2 separate regions of the Homo sapiens genome follow, and region 2 is linked to region 1. Evidence: read pairs that join two places in POLR2A ChIA-PET (ENCODE). Cell type or tissue: HCT116. All regions are shown on one strand. Links, peaks and the distances in the headings refer to the core of each region. The heading gives the core; the rest is flanking DNA. Region 1 overlaps DCDC2 (doublecortin domain containing 2). Region 2 has its middle 13 kb from the start of MRS2.

The links. ChIA-PET counts read pairs that join two places held together with the same protein. Peaks named below come from ENCODE experiments on the same cell type or tissue, not always from the same donor. Only the 100,000 strongest peaks of a DNase experiment are listed, where the experiment ranks them.
Region 2: POLR2A ChIA-PET joins it to region 1 with 6 read pairs; 2 of 35 experiments call an interaction of 5 or more read pairs at or near these places.

The regions. Positions count from the first base shown.
Region 1 is chr6:24,217,964-24,230,383 of GRCh38, reverse strand. All of the region lies in intron 7 of DCDC2 (doublecortin domain containing 2), which reads left to right. Among named protein-coding and RNA genes, the nearest start is that of NRSN1, 98 kb to the right of the region's middle. In HCT116, for the core only: no CTCF peak of the experiment used is centred there; a DNase peak (open chromatin) is centred at 7,073; H3K27me3 peaks cover 1,202 bases.
Region 2 is chr6:24,383,298-24,395,717 of GRCh38, reverse strand. No RefSeq gene overlaps it. Among named protein-coding and RNA genes, the nearest start is that of MRS2, 13 kb to the left of the region's middle. In HCT116, for the core only: a CTCF peak has its summit at 6,261 (motif pointing right); a DNase peak (open chromatin) is centred at 6,267; H3K4me3 peaks cover 921 bases.

The DNA.
Region 1 (12,420 bases), core at 2,887-10,886:
AGGCTTGAGCCACCACACCTGGCTCTCGAGTCTTTATTTAAGGGTTGTTGTTTTCAATTACTACTGTATTGAGAATTAGACCCTCTTTCTAGCACTTCATGGCACTTACATGATAATAATCCTGTTCCTTGTCACTCTCCATTGGCCGCCTCCTTCCCAAATGTAAGTCATATGAGACCAGTGATTTTGGCTTGTTTTGTTCACTTCTGCATTCCCAGTGCTTAGAAAAGTGTCTTTAACATGATGCTCAGTAAACATTGTTGAATTAAAATAAGATTTTTAAAAACTTTATGTTTTAAGTTTTCCTAATGGTAAAATCCCTTAGAAAACTCTGGCAAGAGCTGTTTACTTTTGGGACTTAGAGGTTGGAAGAGGATTTCTGGACATTTTGTGGTCCGGGGAAGGACTGTGTGGCCAAGAGCAGGCTGGGTGGGTCAGAAGGAAGCCAGTGGCCAAACCATGGGTCTCTCAAAGGGGAAGTGGTGGGGCCAGTGGTGGGAGTTTGGGATAGGCACCCTCTGACTTCTACACTCCTGAGATCAGTCAGATCTAAGTGTGGACATGGAACTCATCCTTCCTGTTGTTTGGTGCTGAAGGAAGTGAGTATAAAATAATGTAAGCATAAACATTTACAGTGTATCTCCATTTATGGGCTCAGTGAAGACAGGATCATAAGTGTTGAGGATTTTTAAAAAGTCATTAGAATTTGAGCATTCTGAAGGGGCAGCTCCCTCAGATGAAATCAGCTTTTCTATTTGACTGGCTAGTTTACTTTGATAATGTCTACCATGAAAATTTTTTGCATTTTTTTTCCTGAAAGATTTCATGGGAATGTGGCAAGCAAAATAACGGCCCCCAAAGATTCTCACTCAAACCAGGATCTGTGGATAAATGTTACACGGCAAGGGGGAATTAAGGTTGCTAATCAGCTGACCTTGGAATAGGGAGATGATCCTGAATTACTGTGGTGGGTCCAATGTAATCATAAGGTCCTTTAAATGTGAGACAGGGAGGTAGAAGAGTTAGAAGCAGAGAGATAATGTAAAAAAGACTCGACCACGAGCCATGGCCGGCTCTAAGGATGGATGGGGGCCATGAGCCAAGGAGTGAAGATGGCTTCTACAACAGGAAAAGACAAGGTCACAGATTCTGCCCTAGAGCCTCCAGAAGGAACATAGTCCTGCCAACACCTTGATTTTAGCCCAGTGAGATGTGCCTCAGACTCTGGCCTCCAGAACTGTAAGACAATAAATGTGTGTTGTTTTCAGCCACCAAGTCTGTGGTAACTTATAACAGTAGCTGTAGGAAACCAATACAGAAAGAGCAAGGGGAGACCTGTCTATATGTTTTCACAACGCATCTACTTAGCAGTGCTATGATTTCTGGTATTCTTTGGGGGAAAATTAAAAGCCAAAAACAGAACCAGAAAGCACTTCAGAAGTGTATGATTGTGAAATCTAGCAGTGGCCACAACAGAACTAGAACTACTAGGCAACCAGCCCCCTCAAGAGATTATGACCTATGACTCCCACCTCTCCTCTCCACTCTGAGTCACATCCTCTTTGTGGACAGTGACCACGAGCTCACAAAACCAGACTCAGGATGGCAAGACCCAAGATGTGATTATTCCATCAGAGCCTGGGTTAAGGAAAGAAACAGAGGTAGGAAATATTCGAAGTTAGTACACAGTGCTGCTTTCAGGATTCTTCATTAGCAGATGTTTAAAAGTCACTGCTCTAAAATGACTTGGAAATGCTTATAAATATGAATTTCCTGTAATTCACATTTTATCAGAACTCCTATCAGCTGTATCACAGCTTGAAAAATACCAAAAATGCATTAGAAAAATCTTTCTGTTTAAAACTAGATTGATCCCACATTTACATGGCAAAAGAAGGCCATTACTTGGCAGGCAGTAAAAGCTTCATTTCAGAGAGCTTGAGAAAAAACTCAAAATAATTCACTTCGACCCAGGCCATTTGACAACCGTTAGACTTAACTTTACAAAATAAAATGAAATCCTACCACCTGCTGCTTAAAATCTCCAATTAATGCTGTAAACAGTGCCTTCATTTAAAAAACCAATGAGTAAATTTCTGCAAGCTGGGTGCAGACATTTCTACAAATTTGCTGTAACCTTTTGCTCTTGTCTGCAGTAAGAAGAGCCTTCCAGATTCCAAAAAGAAGCCAGAGCTGATTTATACCTAATTGTTTAAGAGCTAAACTCTTTTTGTTCATTAGCTTCAGTTATTTAAGATACTGATAATTCACACCTCATCTGCTGCTATGTGTGTTTGGTAGAAATTGTGAAAGAAAATTATTGAAGCTTGCCAACTTTCCACCTATGAATTAAAACAAGAGTAATTTTGCACAAACTGCAGAAGAGAAGGAAGGAGGTGGCAGGCTTTTAAGATAGAACCAGCAAGTAGGAGAATCACCATCTTCCAGCAACTTGAAAGCAGTGAGAAAGTTAGGTCTTTAATCTCTTCCTTCCTGTCCTGATAGGTTAATTGGAATGTTCTGAGAGGTAAGCCCCTGGACATCTTTGACCTGCCCCCTTCTGTTTACCAGATTAATCGGGAGACAGTCATTGTGAATATTGGTCAGGCAGGGTCAGCTGATAAACGGGCAGACGGTTGTTGTTTGCATCATGTGCTGCTAGCAAAACCAGCAGGTGGATTCTGTCATTCCCAGCCAGTTAGCAGTTCAGGGGCTAGTGTGGAAAGAGTTGCCAGGAATAATTTGGGGCTGCTGTGGTCGGTTATTTCTAGGAGCAGGGAACACCTGGCAGATAGGACCTGTGGGCATGGCTATGGCCTGTCTCAGATCTGTCCAGGGTCTCTGATTAACCCTCAGGGTGCTCCACAGTGTAACTCTTTTGACGGGTCTGGCTTCGTCTCTCATTCCTCAACATTCATCTCAGAAGATGGGTCTCTTTAGTTAGATTTCTTGATAATCCCTGCTTCTTCAGTGGTTTGTTCTTATTTCTAATTCCTACCTGGAATGTCCTGTTCTCCCATCTCTCTTTTCTACAGACCACATAGAAGGGCCCAGTGGGAGTACAAATTCCCTGGGAAGACTTTGTAATTTTCACCCTCTCTGATCTTAACCTTTCACATTTACTTACTGAGTCACAAAACTGGCATCTCATCCAGAAGTTCTCAAAAAGGCACCTCTGTTATTTAATGCCTAATTAACTCAGTACATGATGCTGATATTTTGTGGGTACACTGCCATCTTCTCAAATGCCCTTCCTTTAGTTTTTGTCATACTCCCGTCTGCTGCTTTTCCATCTTTTTGTTCTTTCTCAGTCGGAGAAGAAAGATCAATCCCCTTCTCTGTGTATCTTTGTGTCATGTTCTAAGATTTATATCACAAGCAGTTTCTCTTCGGTATCTCTACACTCCAAATCTCCCAGAACACTACTCTGACATCCTGGCTGCCTCCCGAGTATGTGAACTGATGTCACAGGATTTTCAAACTTAAGAGATTTTAAATCAAATTCATTCTTTGTGGATCATTGTTAATTATATCTTCCCTGTATATTCTACTCAGATGCCTAAGTGAGAAACCTCGGAGTCACCTTTTGGCTTGTGTTTCTTCCTTGCTACCTCCCACAGGATACTGTTCGGTCTATTTCCAACATAGCTGTGGAATCAGTTTCCACCTCTTGACTCTGCTGCCATTACCCTAGATCATATTCTCTCTGCCCATGAGCATTCCTGCTTAAGGGGTTGTCTGCCTCCACTTTTGTTCTCCTTTAATTTATTCTTGACACTGTCACAAATTATTGTTCTGAAACACAGATAGGATCACAGTCCTATCATTCTTAGAAATTTTGGTGGCTTCTTGTTGACAAGAGTGGAGCCTGTCTCTTTTGGATGCAAGTCTTGCCATAGTCTGCTCCAGTTTTCATCCCTCATGCTCACATAGGGGATGGTCCAGCCATAGTAGTGACCACACAGCTTGTGAAAGCCTTGTGGGAGCCTGGTCAGATTTCAGTTTCTCTGGGAAAACTTCATTGAGCCCTTAGAAAGAATCATTCTTTTCTTATGGTACTATTAGCACTTTGTACACACCTTTATTGTGGCATCTATTATGTAAATTATTATGTATTAGGAAGATGATCTATTTGAGGCCAGGGACTGTGTCTTTTGTTAATCTTTGCATCCAAAATGTTACCACAATACCTGAATCTTGGAGATTTGAGGCATAGGTTTCTGTGGAAGTTTATGAATCAATGGATGTTTATTTCCGATTAAAATATAAATCCACTGTGGGCAAGTATTATGTTTTAGACATCTTTTATCCTTACATAATGCTGATCACACATATAGTAAGGAATAAATATTTGCTGACTGATTTTTGATAAGGACGCAAGCAAGAGAAAGTGGTAGGAGACAGACTTGTAGGCTAAAATATTAGATGTAAATGGTTCACAATGGTGTGTAGTAGTGAATAATTGCTGTATTAGATTTTGTTATAATATGCTGACTGTTTTTACTGTTCTGATATTAATGGAAGCACATGATTTTTAAAATAAATCAGTTGCTATGATTTTTTGGGAATAATTCATTTAGGCTGAATTAGGTAGTCAAATTAAAAAACAAAAAATAATTTCAGACCTATCAAAGAGCTATAGTCTCAGGACATTATATTTGTGTGTGTCTGTGTGTGTGTGAAAACTTTCTAAGAGTTGTTTTAATGTAATATATAAAATGTAAGTAAATCATAGGCTTGCTGACATTAGAAATTTCATACCATTTAAGTGAAGAGTTAAAACAATCTGACTGCCTGGTGTTGAGGACTGCTTAGGAAGGGGAGATGGTTAGTACATTGAGCATGGTTGACTGATTTATAGTCACAGGCTAATATTCAGTTTTTAGTGTTCTTTTGTGAGCTTTCTATCCATCTTCATATCTACGTTCAGTATGTATATGCAGATATGCACACATATTTGTGTGTGTGTGTGTGTATCAAGTTTAACTGCATGTTTTTCTGGTCAGGAGAAGATGTGTTTATTTGTGTCTACTGCTTCTCCTAGATGGATTGCACCTAACAAATTGTTGAACATGTTGCAGGTGCTCAGGAGTTACTTCTGACAGCTTCATTATCATCGTATATCTAACTGAAATGGTACCTTTAGTTCCATTCTTGAAATTTAAAAAAAGCACCCAGAGTCCCACAGCAGTTATGCAATTTCACATTTTTTTTCTGGGACTTAGACCTAGCAACCACTTATAAAAATCTGGGTATGGGAGGGACCCCCAAATTGGAGGAGGGGACTTGGGAGTAGACTTAAACCTCTTCATTCTCATTGCTCTTTATGCTGGCTCTTACATGGCTCTGAGAGGAGTATTTCTAAAGCACCAATCTGATGGAAACACGCACCCACACATTTATTATGTTTTTAATTGGTTGCATAACTCTGTTAGATGCTAAGGATATAAAGATGAATAAGACGTGGTCCCTTCCCTTAAAACTTCCTCTTTAAGGCTCTTTTAAAGTAATATTTAGAATTTAAGTGAGTCAGGGCATTCGTAGAGGAGTTAATCAGTCTGTATAGTCTGGGTGGTAAGTGCTACCTATGATAGAGGCAGATCCAGCATGCTGTGGGATCACAGAAGAGGGAGCTGGTAGCTGAGAGCAGACTGGGAGGCCAGGGTGGGCTTCCTGGAGAAAGGAATGCTTGAAGGTCATTGTGAGCTCATCTTCCATAGTGGTTCCCTCTCATCCTTGGGCAACATTCCTGAGAGGGGGCTTACAAAGCCTTTTACCTTCCGGCTTCTGCCACCCCAGTTTTGAGTTTTGAGCACCAGTGCACACCACATATGTGTGTGTACATATACATGCATGTACACACCACATGCACACACACGCTCACCAAGTGCTTCAGTTAAAGAGCACTGAGCAGATCATATTAGTAAGCTCTTCATCTTAGGTGTTTAACAGCTCTGTCCTCTGTGCACCATTGTACCCCTGGCAGATGTCTATTAGACCATGAGAACACATAGTGTGCCCAGTTGCATACATAGCCATTTCCTTTTGAAGCGCAGGGCTCTGGTTCTTTGTATCTTTAGAGTCTAAGAAGCAGTGGCAGTGGTTGGTACAGAGTTGGTGCTCAGAGAATGAACAGCTGAATGAATGAATGGATGAATGAATGAATTAATGAATGAACGAATGAACTGATGAAAGTGTTTATAAACTGCAAAGCTGGATAGAGAGCCCATTCCCGGTGAACTCTGGTGATGCCAGTTTTACACCACCTCTGACTGTCAGGGAGAAAACTTTCCTGAATCTTCCTTTTTTTTTTCTGTCTTGAGAGGGTTGGCGGGAATCTGTGCGCCTGGTGGGCATCTGCAGTTGATCCAGATTGTCACAATCCTCAGTGTTAAGAGAAAGACCAAGGATGAGGTCAAGGTCATTAGAAATAGAAACTTTCACTTTTATTTCCCATTGATGGGAAAGCTCGGCACACTGAAGTTTAAGAACAGTTTGAACTGTTAAGCCCTTTCAGATATGTAATGGTCATAGACATCTGCTCTCTGCATCAATTGTACTTTTCTTTGTAAGTACCATTTTGGTGGTTACACTGGCCAAAGTGGCAACTGTTGTTAGCTGCAGATCCTCAGACACATGGTAATTTATAAAGACTGGTTGGCATGATCCTTATCCAATGCCATTTATGGCTTATTCTGATAAGCTAAGAAATTCAAAGAGGTAAGTCGGATATGCAAAAAAATTTACATGGATTGTTTACTTAATGTAGAATTTTCTTTTGGGGATTATCTATCATTTATGCATTTATTCAGTTATTCATTTGCTAGAGTGTACCACCTCCAGCAATTCAAAGGCCTTTCCAAAGTTAAAGTAAAATTGTTGCAACCTGCATGAGTCTCACAAAATAGATAAACTGGGAAAGTGAGAGAGAGTGCTCGATACACAAAATATGACTTTCTGGATGCCATTTGAAGCAGGAACCACAAAGCGCTCTTCATGTTTGCGTAGAGTTAGCCTCACTCACTCGTGTACAGAAATGTCAGCCTCTCCTAGGTGTCCTTTGTGACCACACCATAAAATTGCACGTGGTTTCATCATCTAGTTCTAAAATGTGCAGCTTAAAATGTACTTAAGAACAATGTGTCATACATTTAAATGTAAAATTGGACTGTGTGAATATTCTTAGAATTGTATTCATAATGAAGTCAATTCAGGCAGGCACAGTTTCAATGATATTATGAGCTTCATCTTAATAGCTTTTTCCAAAAGTTTTCTGATATAGGTTTGCCATGTTCCATTTAAACCCAGCTGTGGAATTCATTATTGTGTGCTAAATTCATTTGGCCACTGACTTTTTGAAAAGGAGAAAATCAGGTTTTTTATACACACATACCCATATAAGAGTATACACTTTAATCAGTCTTTTTTTCTTAAAAGTTCAGCTATTTGCTGAAAAAGGAAATATACTGCTTAAAAAAGGAAAATATATTCAAATAAGCAAATATGATTGGAAATAATAATGGCTTTAATAATAGAACTTTGTAACTTCGCTGTTTAAACAGTTATTCAATTCTTGTTTTTATTTTGTATTGTAGCGTATTCTATTGCCTTATGGATATGCTATTGTTATATCTGTAGCTCAACTTTTTAGTATGTTCTTATTTTTAACGAGAAATAATATACATAAGCTTTAGGAACATCTAAGGAAAACAGATGGTTTTTCACTTTCTTTACCCTGAAATTAAACCCCTTGCTTTTAACTTTTGAGCTAAGAATAAAAACAAAGTTACAGATGTTCTCATACTGTGTATTAGTGCATGTTATACCCATATCCCACATTAACATTTTTATTTCCACTGAGATTTCTGATATAATCAGGTATTAAACCTGTGGTTATTTTGGCAATTATGCCTTTTACAGAAGGATTCCAACAGCTAAACCCTAAGTTAGGAAAAAAGAATATAATTTGACTTCATCTGGAAAAAAATTATCCTAAAAGATGGTTAGAACATTCAATAATAGTTTGCAGTTTTTAAAGAAAAGCTCACAGGTAAAGTTCTTGACTGTTCTTTCATTAAGCAAAAAACATGAAGCTTTTTTCTTTCTCCAAAGTCTCTTCAAGGCGCCCGCTAGACTCAAACTCATCACACCTTATATTCTATGCCTGAGTTTCCCTTTGTAAATTAATGGCTCTCTTCTCTCTTGTTCCTCCAAAGTTTAATTTGTACACTGCCCTACAGTTGTGATTTATTGTAAAGAATATTCTCTTGTCTTTTTCTCACCTTTTCCCCAGATGAGCTCAAAGTTACTCACCCTCATTTGCCCCTGCCATCTCTCCACCCAGACCTACTATTTCCATTTTTAACTTTCGAATTTGCTTCTTCTCATCCATGACTTCAGAAGCAGCCTAAAAGTTCAAAGTAACATAGCTTTCCCCTATGACTCTTAAAACATGTGTTCAGATTTGGTCTAGTTGGTGTACTTAGCAGTTGAGTGCCTTAACAGTGGTGATGCTTCCTCCAAGGTTCTGTAGATAACGATGGGTGTAATAAAAGGCATCATGGAGGGAGAAACTTGGGCCTTACCCCTGGCTCAAACACTTCCTGCCTATGCCGCCTTAGGCATGTTATTTAAACTTCAAGTTCCTTATCCATAAAGTAGGCTAAAAATATCCACTTCACAGGTAATTGTGAGGCAAGGACTTAGCACGTAGTAGACATCCTAAAAACAAAAACAAAACTAGGTTGCTTTCCCTGTCCTAGCTCCATATGGAGTGCTGTATGTAACCTGACCATGTTGTGTGTGAAGAGCTTTGGGGGAAGTGGATATGAAACAGTGTCGTCTCCTCTCTGTAGCAACATCTAAATTGTCTGTCATGTGGTACTGTTAGGGTACAGAGAATAAGTGTAAAAACTTCAGAGATGTGGAAGACTTCTGGGGAGGTGGCCATCACGTTGTGTCTTGAAGGGAAAAACATGGCTGTGAGGAGATTGTATGAGTGCAGAGGTGAGAAGGAGCTCTGGGGACAGAGAAGAGGAGGACAGGCAAGTGAGCAGACATCACGAGTCCCTTTGGGGTTGAGGGGTCTAGTTGCAGAGCTGTGGGACGTGTTGTTAAGGCTGAAGTGAGGCCAAATTCTGACGGTCTTAGAAGTTGGGCAGAGGAGTTTAGTTATGACACAGAACATAACAAGGAGCTAAAACTCAGGTAATCAAGGTGCCCTCTTAAGTGAATTATCCTTTAGGATGATGAAGAGAGAAGGTCTGTACCCCTTTTGTTTTCTCCAGTGTGGATGATATGGCTTGGCTCTGTGTCCCCACCCAAATCTCTTCTAAAATTGTCATCCCCACGAGGTGAGTGGATCATAGGGGCAGTTCCTGCATGCTGTTCTCATGATAGTGAGGGAGTTCTAATGAGATCTTATCATTTAAAAGTGACCATTTCCCCTGCATGTGCTCTCGCTCGCTCGCTCACTCTCTCGCTCGCTCGCTCACTCTCTCGCTCTCGCTCTCTTGCTCTCTGTCTCTCTCCTGCCGCCATGTAAGATGTGACTTGCTTCCCCTTCGCTTTCTGCCGTGATTGTAAGTTTTCTGAGGCCTCCCCAGCTGTGCAGACCTCTGAGTAAATTAAACCTCTTTTCTTCTTTATAAATTACCTAGTCTCAGGCAGTTCTTCATAGCAGTATGAAAACAGACTAATGTAGTAGTGAAGTGGTTTTTCAGCTTTCTGACTGTGACCCATACATAATATGATAAAAATTTACATCCTGATCCAGAATACTCACATATACTGTATTTGTTTCATGAAATAAAAATTTTGTGAAATGACAGTTACCCTTCCAGGGCTGACTGCATAATTTGTGGGGTCCAGAGCAAAATGAAGATGTAGGACCTCATGTTCAAAAAGTAGGGAAGAATGCTGCTAAAAGTAGTTACATATGTCTTTTTCCATTTCTTCTCCGCTTCTTGACCTGTCATGGATTTGTTTTTTTGTTGTTGTTAATTTGTTTGCTACTTACTGTCATTCTGAGTAAATAAAAATTAAAAATGTCCATTATTAATACTAATTTTACTATTTTTATTGTGCAATGCCAATTTTAAGTGCAAAACTTAAGAGCATGAAATTAATGAAATTACACAATTGGTATTTCTTATTTTGTACCTGCATATGCATCTTGTTCTTATTAGAAGAATGGAAATACTGTACAAAGCTAACTCAACTGTTTTTATTTTACTTCTTGATAGGTATACATTCTACCAACCCTCTTTACCTTAGGCTTACTGTTGAGTAAGGACTGAAGAAAAGGAGCGATGGGTAGCCTTATATTTCACTTTCCTTCTCTTTTGTCATTTTCAGTGTAAGAGGTTGGCTGATATAATTAAGAAAGAACAGGACAGAATTATCCTTGGTCATCTTTATTTCTTAGAATGCCATTGTCTCCTTTCCTCCTCGGAAGCAAGTTCTGGTTTTGATAGAAAGTGTGGCCTCTAGGGGCTGTGAGCACCCTCTGTACTCCTTCACCCCTTGTTCAGATGCTGACCTAACACGCTTGCTTGGTAACCACAAACACACACATATTGCACCCATGTCTTCTCATGAGCCTGCTCCAGTTTTTCATTGAACTTCACTTACAAAGCACACAAGTTCAAGGATAAAATGATTAAGAATTTTAACGTGGTTGGTGATAGTGGAGCATTAAATCAATGGGTAGGGCCCTTCAGAGCAGGGCCCTGTGTGACCGCACAGGTCGTATACCCACACAGCCAACCCGGGTACTGCATTTGATTTTCTGTTGTCTTCTATTTTATTAAAAATAACCCCACTAGTTGCACCCCGTTAAACTGATGTTACCATCTACTAATGGGTCATGGTTGGCAGATTAGAAAACACTGGTAAATTCATGAAACGCATGGACTGTGTGTCAGGCTGCTGTATTAGAGTCCTGCTTCTACCACTTGCTGCCTGTGAACTTGAAAATATCTCCGTTTCTCGTGTAAAATGCAGGTTCTAGTAGTTCATAAAGTTGTTATGGGAACTAAATTATTAAATACATGTAATATGCTTAAAGTGGTGTTCATTATACAATAAATATCCTCTAAGTATTAATCATCATCATCATTATTAACTTATATCTTGCTGTAGGTAAATGTTGAATAAAAAAATGTTTCTTGACTATATCAGCATTCCCACTTATCCTAAAACAGATATTTTCTTAAGTTTACCAACATCTGCGTTTTCTTGTGTCTGGAAGTATATAAAATATAACAACAAAATAAAAGTTAATTCAACTGCACTTAATACAATGGAAATATTTTAAAAATTATAGTTCAATAAGAAATCCAATAAAAGACTACTTTTATTTCTGTTCCTCCTCCCAGATTAAAACAAGTAGATCATTAGTATTTCATAGTTATCAGTTAAGAAAGAAGCAAGGATATCTGGAAGATACCATCTGTTGAACTTAAGAAGCCAGAATTATTCCTTTTCAAATGAAATTATTTGATGAACCCCAATCATAGGTTAAAATGCTTGAGAGGAATATTTTCTATCTTTTCTTTTTTTCCCCAAAGGTTTATTTTTATTTATTTTTAAAATAGGCCGGATGCAGTAGCTCAGGCCTTAATCCCGGCACTTTGGGAGGTTGAGGTAAGCAGATTACTCGAGCCCAGGAGTTCAGGACCAGCCTGGGCAATGTAGGGAGACCTCATCTCTACAAAAAGCAAAAGAAATTAGTCAGGTGTGATGATGCATGCCCGTAGTCCCAGCTATTCAGGAGGCTGAGGTGGGAGGATGGAGGCAGGAGGTCAAGACTGCAGTGAGCTATGACTGTGCCACTGCACTCAAGCCCTGGTGACAGAGTGAGACCCTGTATCAGAAAAAAAGCAAAACAAAACTGACAGATAAAATGGTATGTATTTTATCTTTTCTAAAATACAGCATACATACATTTTTATTATAGATAGAGAACAAATCTACAAGTCATGACATGAAAAGAACACAGAATCTGGTGGATGCTCAATCAATATCTGTTGTTGGAGCAACCTTAATCCAAGTGAAAAAAATGCTGGCTGGTTTGTTTTGATCTATTTTGAATCTTCTTCCTTGATAATTTTGTAATAAATAGTACTATTTTATGGCTCATTTGAATATTTCCTATCATTAATTGAGGCTACTGAGATCTCTTTTCCCATTGATTTGATATTTCATGTTTGATTCTCTCAAATTGGGCACTAAATTAACATATAGTCATTTTGTATCTGAGTACAAAAGTTGTGTTTGTGTCAATTGCTGATATAGGCATATTTGTGTTAGGTCATCATCTTAAAATGGAGTCCAATAGAATTGCTTAAAAGGGCTTATGTTAGGCTGTTTAAATAAAATTTGGAACATGATAGATATTGCAGGGAAATGTATCTTACG
Region 2 (12,420 bases), core at 2,913-10,912, 170 kb before region 1:
TGCCTTCTTCCAATGAAAGCTTCTGGTTCATCTTACTTTGCCTTACCACCCCAGCAGAGTCAGAAACAGCAGCCATGGAGTAAGAAAGGTGGCAGCAAGGGATAGGGGAGCTGGCACAGGATCTCTATCTACACCAAAATTTCTCCAAGCCCAACAAGGAAAGAGGGGCCAAGTCTTTCTTTGAATGAGGATTGAAGTGTTGATTAGTATATTAGGTCTTACATTGTAAATTACTGAATTGAAATTACCATATGGACTGGACGTTTTAAGTTAGTGAGTTGAGTAACTTAGTTACTAGAGTAGAACACAGGACTGAAGGACCAGAAAAGTCATGGAACCTGCCCAAGTTATCAAGAAGCAGGAGAAGGACTAGCCCCACTCAGCAAGATTAAAGAGACTGCAAGTGACAAAAATAAAGTGGCTTCTATGATTACACCCCATGAGTCCTGCATGTTCCAAGTCCTAGTCATAGTGGTTTCAGATGATCAGTTACACAATCTTGATTGCGTAGAGAAGGAAGAGCAGCCAGGAGGAGTCTGCTGGGAGAATATAATCATCGTGGGTGTAAAGCCTTAAGGAGACTATGGTCAGAGTAGGATATTCATACTGCAACATTTCTGAGATGAAACGGTTCTGGATGGGAACCTAATCCACAGTGTGAGGCACACTGAGCCAGATGAAGAGGAGAAACTAAGAAAAATTTCCAGCCAGGGGAAAAATGTGTGGGCAGACTAGTGCTTTTGGAGGTAGTTGTGCCTGGAGCAAGGTGGGTGAGGAGCTGGAGTGATTCTAGATAAGGCCAGAGGGGTAGGCAGGGACTAGGTCATGCTGGTCTCGTGCTTTGTCAGCCATGGCAAGGAGATTTGATTTCATTCTTTGAGACATGGGGAACTCTTGAAGGGTTTTAAACCAGGGGCAAAGATTCTACATTCATTTTAAAATGATTGCTCTGGCCTCCTTTTGGAGGCTGGATTGTAGAGAGGGGAGAGTGAAAGCAGAGAGATCTTTGAAAGGCTGCATGTAGCAGGCATCCATAAAATATTTGACAGCGCTTGGGATAGGGCAGGTGCAATGGATATGGTGAAGTTAGACTAAAGAGATATTTAGGAAGTAGAGTGGGTAGGACTTGGTGATTAATAAGAGGAAGATGTATTAGGTTGCTAGGGCTGCCATAACAAAATATCCCAGACTGGGTGGTATAAACAACATAAATTAATTTTCTCACAGCTCTGGGAGTTAGTAGTCCAAGATCAAGGTTAAAAAATCAAGGGTTGGTTTCTTTTGAGACCTCTCTCCTCGGCTTGTAGATGTCAATATTCTCTCTGTGTCCTCACATGGTTTTCTCTGTGCATACATCCCTGGTATCTCTTCATGTCCTAATCTCTTCTTTTAAGGACACCAGTTAGATTGGATTAGGGCTCACCCTAATAGAGTCATTTTGCCTACCCTAATAAAGTTAACCCCATTTGGAGATAAGGCCTTTACCTCTTTAAAGGCCTTATCTCCAAATTCAGTTACATTCTGAGATACTGGGGGTTAGGGTTTCACCATATGGATTTTAGGAGAACACAATTCAGTTCATAACAGAAAATAAAGATGAAACCTATTATATCATTCTAGCAGGAGCAAGATGCTGAATTATGATGCTGTGTGCTGAATCGGGGAACCCTGGAGGAAGTGATGGTTTAGATTGGGAGTTCCATTTTGAGCATGGTGAGTTCAACATTGCCACATAAATATCCAACAGAATAAACAGCTGGGCTGGGCATGGTGGCTAACATCTGTAATCCTAGCACTTTGAGAGGCCTAGGCGAGTGGATCAGTTGAGGTCAGCAGTTTGAGACCAGTCTGGCCAACATGGGGAAACCTTGTCTCTACAAAAAATGCAAAAATTAGCTGGGCATGGTGGCAGGCACCTGCAATCCTAGCTACTCCGGAGGCTGAGGCAGGAGAATTGCTTGAACCTGGAAGGCAGAGGTTGCAGTGAGCTGAGATCATGCCACTACACTCCAGCCTGGGCAACAAAGACTCCATCTCAAACAAACAAGCAAATTAAAAACAAAAAACAAAAACAAAAGCAAAACAAAACAAAAAAACAACAGTTGGGTACATTGGTCTAGACCTGCGAAGAAAGTAAGTCTAGGCTAGATATAGAAATGTAGGAGTTTTGGCATATAGATAATAAGGGAGGCCATGGGAACGCAGGGGATTCCCTAGGGAAAGAGAGGAGAACGGGGCCCAGGACAGTCCCCAAGGCACACCAAACAACACCGCGGAGGTGGAGGAGGAGCCATCAAAGGAGATTGAGGAGGGCAGGCCCTTTGTCACCTCTTAGTATGTCCAGGTGCTCCTCAATTTGTGATGGAGTTACATCCAGACAAACCCATTGTAAATTGAAAATATCTGGCCAGGCATAGTGGCTTATTCCTGTAATTCCAGAACTTTGGAAGGCTGAGGTGGGAGGATTACTTGAGACCAGGAGTTTGAGAGCAGCCTGGGCAACATAGTGAGACCCTTTTTCAAAAAATAAAAAATAAAATTTACTGAGTGTGGTGGCATGCCTGTAGTCTCAGCTACTCAAGAGGTTGAGGAGGGAGGATCCCTTGAGGCCAGGAAGCTGAGGATGCAGTGAGCCAAGCTTGTACCACAGCACTCCAGCCTGGGTGACAGAGCAAGGTCCTGTCTCAAAAAAAACCCCAAAAAAGTACATATATGTATAGATAGATAGATAGATAGATAGATAGATAGATAGATACACTTACACACATTTAGATATGTCTATTGATCTCTATATCTCTATATGTCTATCTATAGCTATATCTACATATCTATATCTATCTATAGATGTATCTTTTGTTTTGTTTTTTTGAGACAAAGTCTCACTGTGTCACCCTGGCTGGAGTACAGTAGCATGATCTCAGCTCACTGCAACCTCCACCTCCTAGATTCAAGTGATTCTTGTGCCTCAGCCTCCCAAGTAGCTGGGATTACAGGCATGTGCCACCACACCCGGCTAATTTTTTGTATTTTTAGTAGGGACAAGGTTTCATCCTGTTGCCCAGACTGGTTTCAAACTCCTGAGCTCAGGTGATACACCTGTCTCAGCCTCCCAAAGTGTTGGGATTACAGGCGTGAGCCACTGCGCCTGGTCACTAGAGATATATCTATATACATAATAAGTCAAAAATGTGTTTAATATATCTAATCTACCAAACATCATAGCTTAGCCTAGCCTACCTTAAACATTCTCAGAACCCGTGCATTAGCCTAGGGTTGGGCACAATCACTGGACAACACAGTACACTGTAGAGTATTGGGTGCTTATCCTGGTGATCACCTGGCTGACTGGGAGCTCTACTCATTTCTGCTGCCCACCTTCATGAGAGAATATTGTACAGCATAGCACAAGCCCAGGAAAAGACCAACATTCAAAATCCAAAGGATGGTTTCTACTGGTTGTGTATCACTTTGGCAGCATCATAAAGTTGCAAAATCATCAGTCAAACCACCATAAGTCAGAGACCATCTGTATTACCTAATTGGTGGTAAGCCCAAATAAAATAGTAAAGTTACCCCAAGACCACAATGCTTTTGGCTCTCTTGGTGGAGTAGTGATGGTTAGGCTGGTTGTAATAAAGGGGTTAGAAGTTACCATCACTCTAATTTTCATTAAGTTCCATAATGAAACAACCCATGGGCCTCCTTCATAAAAACCAACGCAGATCCTCAGCTTTGATGTGGGAGGATGGTTCTCTGTCATGGTTTTAGAAGTCTGGTCTCACAGTCCCTCTGCTGTTTCCCTTGGGGCTTTCTGACTGCCATCACCACCATTCTGAACTTGGGGGAGGTTCTACTCCTTTTTAAAGTTCTGGCTTAAGCCAGAATATTTGCATTTGTAATCATATACCAAACACTGTATGAAGATTGCAAGTAGCAAACTGGAGAAACAAAGTCGATGCAATATTGTATTATGGTTTTACTTTTCCACACTTATTCACCTTAAAGGCTTGGTTTCTTCAGGCCAGTAGTTTGCAACCTTTTGTTTAAACCTAAAGAACTGTTTGTATTTTTTTTTTTTGTAGAGGGTATAGAAATTCCGGCCACGTTACATTAGATGAAATGAACTTCCATGTAGTAAGTGTCTACACACTGATTTTTTCATTTTAGTGAGACTAATCTATTTTATTATAGATAAATGTTCCATTGTTATCAGATGATTTTTGACATGGTGAAAATAGCTTTCAGACTCTTCTTATTTTCACGAGCCTAAGGATACAAGGATCCCAGGCTGGGGATCTCAGTCCTAAAATAATTGCTTTTCCTTGGTTGCTGGAGGGATGACAATGTGTCTGTTAATCTGTTCTCTCTTTGCTCCTGCTCTCAAAGCACTTTTGCTAGCAGGCATATTTTCTAATGAAAACATTTAGACCCACCTGGAGTTAATTTAAACAATTTTACTCTCTTAGCATTTCTCCACGGGACAATAATACATATATGAATTTATATCTCATGCTTCCTATCGACCAAAACACTGAAATGTATTTTCTTTTTTTTTTTTTTTTTTGAGATGGAGTTTTACTCTTGTTGCCCAGGCTGGAGTGCAATGGCACACTCTCCACTCACTGCAACCTACGCCTCCCGGGTTCAAATGATTCTCCTGCCTCAGCCTCCTGAGTACCGGGATTACAGGCATGTGCCACCACACTTGGCTAATTTTGGGGTTTTTAGTAGAGACAGGGTTTTGCCATGTTGGTCAGGCTGGTCTTGAACTTCGGACCTCAGGTGATCCATCCACCTCGGCCTCCCAAAGTGCTGGGATTATAGGTGTGAGCCACCTCATGTGGCCTGTATTTTCTACTTTGAAAGACAACGGCTAAACATTGTAAGTATATCATAAGACAAAATAGCCTAAAAGAATGTAATCAGACATGAGACTGAGTTCATGAGAATCATATTTCCTGAATTTCTGATTTTATTGCTGGAGTTTTAGTGAAAATGTATTTGGCTTTGAATTTAATAAATACTATTTATAAAGTTTATGGCTTGTAGATTGCACATGAAAATGATTGTAGAATATTCTTATATCAGGATTTCTCAACCTCAGTTCTATTGACATTTTGGTCGAGATAATTCTTTCTGGGGATGAGAGGTGATCTGTGCATTGCAGGTTGTTTAACAATATTTCTGACCTTTACTCACTAGGTCCCAGTAGCACCCCTTCCCAGAGTTGTGACAACCAGAAATGTGTCTAGACATTGCTATTATCTTCGGAGTGGTTCTGGTTGAGAACCACTGTGTTTTATAATAAGGAGTAGGATCTACAAACCCCAAGACCATTCCATTTCTTTTTTTTTCTTTTTCTTTTTTTAATTTTTAGATGGAGTCTCACTCTGCCACTCAGGCTAGAGTGAAGTGGTGCAATCTCGTCTCACTGCAACCTCTGCCTCCTGGGTTCAAGCGATTCTCGTGCCTCAGCCTCCTGAGTAGCTGAGATTACAGATGTGTGCCACCACACCTGGCTAGTTTTTTGTATTTTTAGTAGAGATGGGGTTTCACCATGTTGGTCAGGCTGGTCTCCAACCCCTAACCTCAAATGTTCTGCCCACCTCAGCCCCCCAGAGTGCCGGGATTACAGGCGTGAACCACTGCACCTGGCCTCCCCAAAACCATTTCTTTTGTTTTAGAAGTTATATCCCTTTAAATGTTCATAGACATCTTCTTCACATATGGTAGATATTAAAATTTGTAAAACGGTTAGTAGACTCCAGCACTAAGTTAAATTTATTTTTCTTTAGGCTTTTATGACTTCAAATGTGTTCTGTTTTATTGTGTCCATTACCACAAAATGAAATCCCAACTTTGTGAGCTTTTTTTTTTTTTTTGAGATGGAGTCTTGCTCTGTCGCCCAGGCCTGAGTGCAATGGTGGGATCTCGGCTTACTGCAACCTCCACCTCCCGGGCTCAAGTGATTCTCCTGCCTCAGCTTCCTGAGCAGCTGGGATTACAGGTACCCGCCACCATGCCTGGCTAATTTTTGTATTATTAGTAGAGATGGGGTTTCACCACGTTGGCCAGGCTGGTCTCGAACTCCTGACCTTGTGATCCGCTCACCTAGGCCTCCCAAAGTGCTGGGACTGCAGGCATGAGTCCCCTGGCCCATTTTCCTTTTTAAAAACAGCACCTACAATGGCAGGTGGGCTTCTCTGAGGTCTGTGTCCATGACCTATCTGAGGATTCCAGGAGATGCCTTTTCCCATGATTTTCAAGAAGTTTGGCCACAGGAGGGAGCACTATTCCTAAGCTTGCTTGTTTATTCTTAACTATTTTTTTTTTTTTTTTTTTTTTTTTTTTTGAGACGGAGTGTCGCTCTGTTACCCAGGCTGGAGTGCAGTGGCGCGATCTCAGCTCACGGCAAGCTCCGCCTCCCGGGTTCACGCCATTCTCCTGCCTCAGCCTCCTGAGTAGCTGGGACTACAGGCACGCGCCGCCACGCCCGGCTAATTTTTGTATTTTTAGTAGAGACGGGGTTTCACCGTGTTAGCCAGGATGGTCTCGATCTCCTGACCTTGTGATCCGCCCGCCTCGGCCTCCCAAAGTGCTAGGATTACAGGCGTGAGCCACCGCGCCCGGCTATTCTTACCTATTTTAATACGTGCTTGTATTTTAATATAAGATTGTCAGAGAGAGTTAATTCCTATCTAGAAATCAGAAATATAACTAGATTTTACATCAGTACTCTGAACACATCTCCTTTCTTATAATCTAAGCTCATGCTGCCTGACACTGAATTTCTTTTTTTTAGTTACCATTTTTGAAATCAGTACTGTAAGATAGTACCTCAAGGTGAAAGATTGCTGCATCACATAGCTATTTTAAAATAATTTCTCAGAATAAGAGTATTAAAACTAACATTCTCTACTTTGAAGAAAATGCGTGGCATATGGTGACAGTTGATAATTGGTGCAGCCTCTACCTTTATATGAGATTGATGGGTATATTGAGAAGGTGTTGAATGTAAGGTAGCATTTTTTTCTTTTTCTTTTTTTTTTTGAAACGGAGTTTCTCTCTTGTCACCCAGGCTGGAGTGCAGTGGCGCAATCTCGGCTCACTGCAACCTCTGCCTCCCAGGTTCAAGCAGTTCTCCTGCCTCAGCCTGCGGAGTAGCTGGGATTACAGGTGCCCACCACCATGCCCAGCTAATTTTTTGTATTTTTAGTAGAGACGGGTTTTCACCATGTTGGCCAGGCTGGCCTTAAGCTCCTGACCTCAGGTGATCCACCCACCTCAGCCTCAGAAAGTGCCGGGATTACAGGCATGAGCCACCATGTCCAGCCCATTTTTTTCTTTTTATAAGCATTTAACTTCTGTCAAAATGTTTGAGATTCTGGCTTGTAAATATAGTGGATCTTAACAAGTGTACATTTGTTCTGTGCTAAAAAATAAATGTACACACACTTCATATTGTAATATGCTTGAATTGGCTCTGGATAACAGCCAAGAATGATATAGCAAATTTCATGAGAAATGACTTTAACATAATTTAGTTTTGGGAGCTAGAATTAAATAGAGTAAAACTTTGTAAGACATGGTGTACCATTTATTAAATTTCACCATTTTATCTATTTAGAAACCCGGTTCACTACAGGATATGCCTCTGTACTTTCTGCTGCCTTCTGCCTACATGATCAATGTGAAGCCAGGCCCAGACATGTCTCATCTAGAATGATTTGAGAAGAATTTGATTTCACTTTTCTGAGAAGGTTGGGAAAGATTCTGACTTTATCCAGTTTACCAGACATGGCAGTGAAGTAAGTGTGTGTGTGTGTGTGTGTGTGTGTGTTGTTGTTTGTTTTTTGTTTTTGTTTTTGTTTTTGTTTTGAGATGGAGTCTTGCTCTGTCACTCAGGCCGGAGTGCAATGGCATAATCCCGGCTCACTGCAACCTCTGTCTCCTGGGTTCAAGCAATTCTCCTGCCTCAGCCTCCTGAGTAGCTGGGATTACAGGCGCCCGCTGCCATGCCCAGCTAATTTTTGTATTTTTAGAAGAGACAAGGTTTCACTATGTTAGCTAGGCTGGTCTCGAACTCTTGACGTCAGGTGATCCGCCTGCCGCAGCCTCCTAAAGTGCTGGGATTATAGGCGTAAGACACTGTGCCTGGCCGGCAGTGAAGTTTTAAAACTGATGGAGAGGTATCTGCACCTTTTAATTTTTAAAAATTTCTTTTAAATGATGTTGCTAAATGTACATTTTAATATAATGCTATGTCTAAGGGAGGGTCTCAAAGTATCCAAATTTTGATACGAGATGGCAGAACTTCAGGGAGCCAGCAAGTGCAGGGCATGGGTTTCAGGTTTAGTTGATGAATAGTCTAGCTAACTGTTCATCGGCTAACCTGAAGCCCATGTTTCTTTCAACCCTTCTGATTGGGAGTGTTTCTAAACTGTATTATTCTTTTCTGCAACAGTAAATAGTGATTCTTTGGTGATCTGGGCTATGTTTATAAATATAATTTTTTATTGGTGAATACCCTAGAATTAGTTCTCATGTCAGATAAACTCACTTTTAGTTTCCATAATATCTTACAATCGAAGTGGTTGATGAGAGTGCAGACGGTTCCCAGCTTACAGTGATTCGACTTATGATGCTGTAAAGGCAACACGCATTCAGTAGATACCATACTCTGGGTACCCATAGGACGGCCAGGCAAGGTGGCTCATGCCTGCAATCCCAGCACTTTGGGAGGCCTAGGCAGGGGGATCACCTAGGTCAGGTGTTCAAGACCAGCCTGGCATACATGGTGAAACACTGTCTCTACGAAATAAAAAAATTAGCTGGGCATGATGGTGGGTGCCTGTAATCCTAGCTGCACGGGAGGCTGAGGCAGGAGAATCGCTTGAACCCGGGAGGCAGAAGTTGCAGTGAGCTGAGATTGCGCCATTGCACTCCAGCCTGGGCTTCAGAGTGAGACTCCATCTCAAAAAAAGGAAAGAAAAGAAAAAGAGTACCTATACAACCATTCTGTTTTTCTCTTTCAGTACAGTATTCAATAAATTACATGAGGTATTCGACACTTTATTATAAATAAGCTTTGTGTGAGATGATTTTGCCCAACTGTAGACTAATGTAAATCTTCTGAATGTGTTCAAGCTAGGCTAAGCTGTGATGTTTGCTAGGTTAGGTGTATTAAGTGCATTTTCACTTAGAATATTTTGCATTTACAGTAAGTTTATCAGGACAAAACCCCATTGTAAATTGAAGAGCATCTGTAAAGGAAGATGGCTAGATCCTAAGAAGACAGCTACCAGCTTTGTTTCTTCCTCTACTGGGAAACTTCGTGATTTCGAAGGTGAAGAAATGTTGATGGCAACTGGACTCTTTTTTTTTGAGATGGAGTCTCGCTCTGTTGCCCAGGCTGGAGTGCAGTGGCACGATCTCAGCTCACTGCGACCTCTGCTCACTGCAACCTCCACCTCCCAGGTTTAAGCAATTCTCCTGCCTCAGCCTCCCAAGTAGCTGGGATAATAGGCACGCACCACCCTGCCCAGCAAATTTTTTATTTTAGTAGAGATGGAGTTTCACCATGTTAGCCAGGCTGGTCTCGAACTCCTGCCCTCAAATGATCTGCCCGCCTCGACCTCTCAAAGGGCTGGGATTACAAGCATGAGCACTAAGCCCGGCTGAGCATAGACTTTTTAGGAAAGGCCAAGTGGTGGCAGCATCCAGTTGTACATGTAATTCTGTAGGAGAGATTTGCGATCTACAGCCTGGGATGACTCCCTATAGTCTAAGGTAACTGTGATTACAAGATGTGCCATTTTTTAATGTACCCTTAACAAAGAAAAAATTTTCTGATTAAATGATGACACAGTGCCTTCTTATGACATAGATTTTCAAAAATTTTATACTTACTGAAAGTATTCTTTTTTTTTCAAGAGACAGGGTTTTACTTTGTCAACCTGGCTGGAGTGCAGTTGTGCAATCATAGTTCACTGTAACTTTGAACTCCTGGGCTCAATTGATCCTTTCACCTCAGCCTTTCAAGTATCTAGGGCTGCAGGTACACAGCATCACGCTTGGCTAATTTTTAAATGTTTTGTAGAGATAGGGGTCTCAATGTGTTACTCAGGCTGGCCACAAACTCTTGACCTCAAGTAAGCTTCTCACGTCAACCTCCCCAAAGTGCTGGATTTATAGGCATGAACCACTGCACCTGGCCAAGTATTCTTTTAGACTTACTTATACATAGATTTTTTTCTTATTTCTCTTTTTTGGACATATATTTTTATAATATAACATTCTCTTACGTTAACAGAGAAATGCAAGCAAAATTTTAGTTAAGGCATTTCTAAAACTTTATTTCAATTCTAAATCGTGTTGTAATCTTAAAAAATATCAGGTAACCTGCTCGGGTCCCCTTCTGTGCCGTGGGGAAGCTTTGTCCTTTCGCTCTTCACAATAAACTTTGCTACCGCTAAAAACAAAACAAAACAAAACAACAACAACATCAAAAATCATTGTAAAAGTCAGTTAAACTTAACATCTGAGATAATAACCATGCACACATCTCATCTAAAGTGATGACAATGTGAACAGTATGATGAAGTTCTGATTTGCTCATGCAATCACCTATGCCGTGACCACCACCTGGCCAGGACAATTACTTGTAAGAGTTCATTGACTGTAAGGCACATCCTTATTTCAGAGATTTAAAGATGTGGAAAAAAATGTGCATCTTGGTGCTAGAGAGGATGTGGAGAAACAGAAATGTTTTTACACTGTTGGTGGGAGTGTAAATTAGTTCAACCATTGTGGAGGATGGTGTGGTGTTTTCTCAAGGATCTAGAACTAGAAATACCATTTGACCCAGCAATCTCATTACTGGATATATATCCACAGGATTATAAATCATTCTACTATAAAGACACATGCACACATATGTTTACTGTGGCACTATTCACAATAGCAAAGACTTGGAACCAACCCAAATGTCCATCATTGATAGACTGGATAAAGAAAATGTGGCACATATACACCATGGAATACTATGCAGCCATAAAAAAGGATGAGTTCATGTCCTTTGCAGGGACATGGATGAAGCTGAAAACCATCATTCTCAGCAAACTAACACAGGAACAGAAAACCAAACACCACGTGTTTTCACTTATAAGTGGGAGTCGAACAGTGAGAACACATGGACACAGGGAGGGAAACATCACACACTGGGGCCTGTCGGGGTGGGAGTGTAGAGGAGGGATGGCATTAGGAGAAATACCTAATGTAAGTGATGGGTTGATGGGTGCAGCAAACCACCATGGGACGCACATACCTATGTAATAAAACTGCATGTTCTGCACGTGTACCCCAGAACTTAAAGTATAATAACAATTAAAAAAAAGTGCATCTGGGAAAAAATGAAGTGTGGTGATTTGTTTCTTTTTTTTTTTTTTTTTTTTGAGACGGAGTCTCGCTCTGTCACCCAGGCTGGAGTGCAGTGGCGCGATCTCCGCTCACTGCAAGCTCCGCCTCCCGGGTTCACGGCATTCTCCCGCCTCAGCCTCCCGAGTAGCTGGGACTACAGGCGCCCGCCACCGCTCCCGGCTAATTTTTTGTATTTTTAGTAGAGAAGGGGTTTCACCGTGCTAGCCAGGATGGTCTCGATCTCCTGACCTCGTGATCCACCCACCTCGGCCTCCCAAAGTGCTGGGATTACAGGCGTGAGCCACTGCGCCCGGCCTGTTTCTTCCTTTCTCTTCTCCTCCTCTGGTTTAAGTAAATTCCTGATATTCGTTTTGCCATTTGTCTCCCTCAGATTAAAATGGAGTTGATCATGGTTGAAAAATTACATTTAGGTAGGGTTCAGGGTGTGCTGAGTAACATTTTACTGCATTTTTAAGTTAAATGTTCTTAAAACTTTTTTATTCATAAAGATGCTTCAAAATGTGCTTTTAAAATCTACATGCAGTATGGTTTCATTGTATTATCTGAAAATGTCACTGGGAAATGATCAAAAAGATTCCCAAACTGAGGGGTTGAAAAATGCTATATTGGGCAATTACTGAATCTTCTGTAGTTTTTGAGTAAGCTGGAACCCAATATATGTGAGTAGAAAATATTAGGATGTCTATCCTTAATAATATTATCTCCTCTGCTGCTCACAGTCTTATCAACTGATACAAAATTTTTTAATTAAAATTTTCAACCTTTGACATCAGAACATCATAGTTCATTAAAGTAGCCCTTTCCATTAATTCCAGAAACTGGACTCCAGTTAACCAGTAACTTCTGTATCAGTGACATAATTTCCTGCACAATTGTTACTTTGTAATGGTTAACTTCTCTCTTAGTTGTTCGCAGCAGGGGGTAGTTTTCTTACTTTTTTTTTTTTTTTTTTGAGACAGAGTTTCGCTCTTGTTGCCCAGG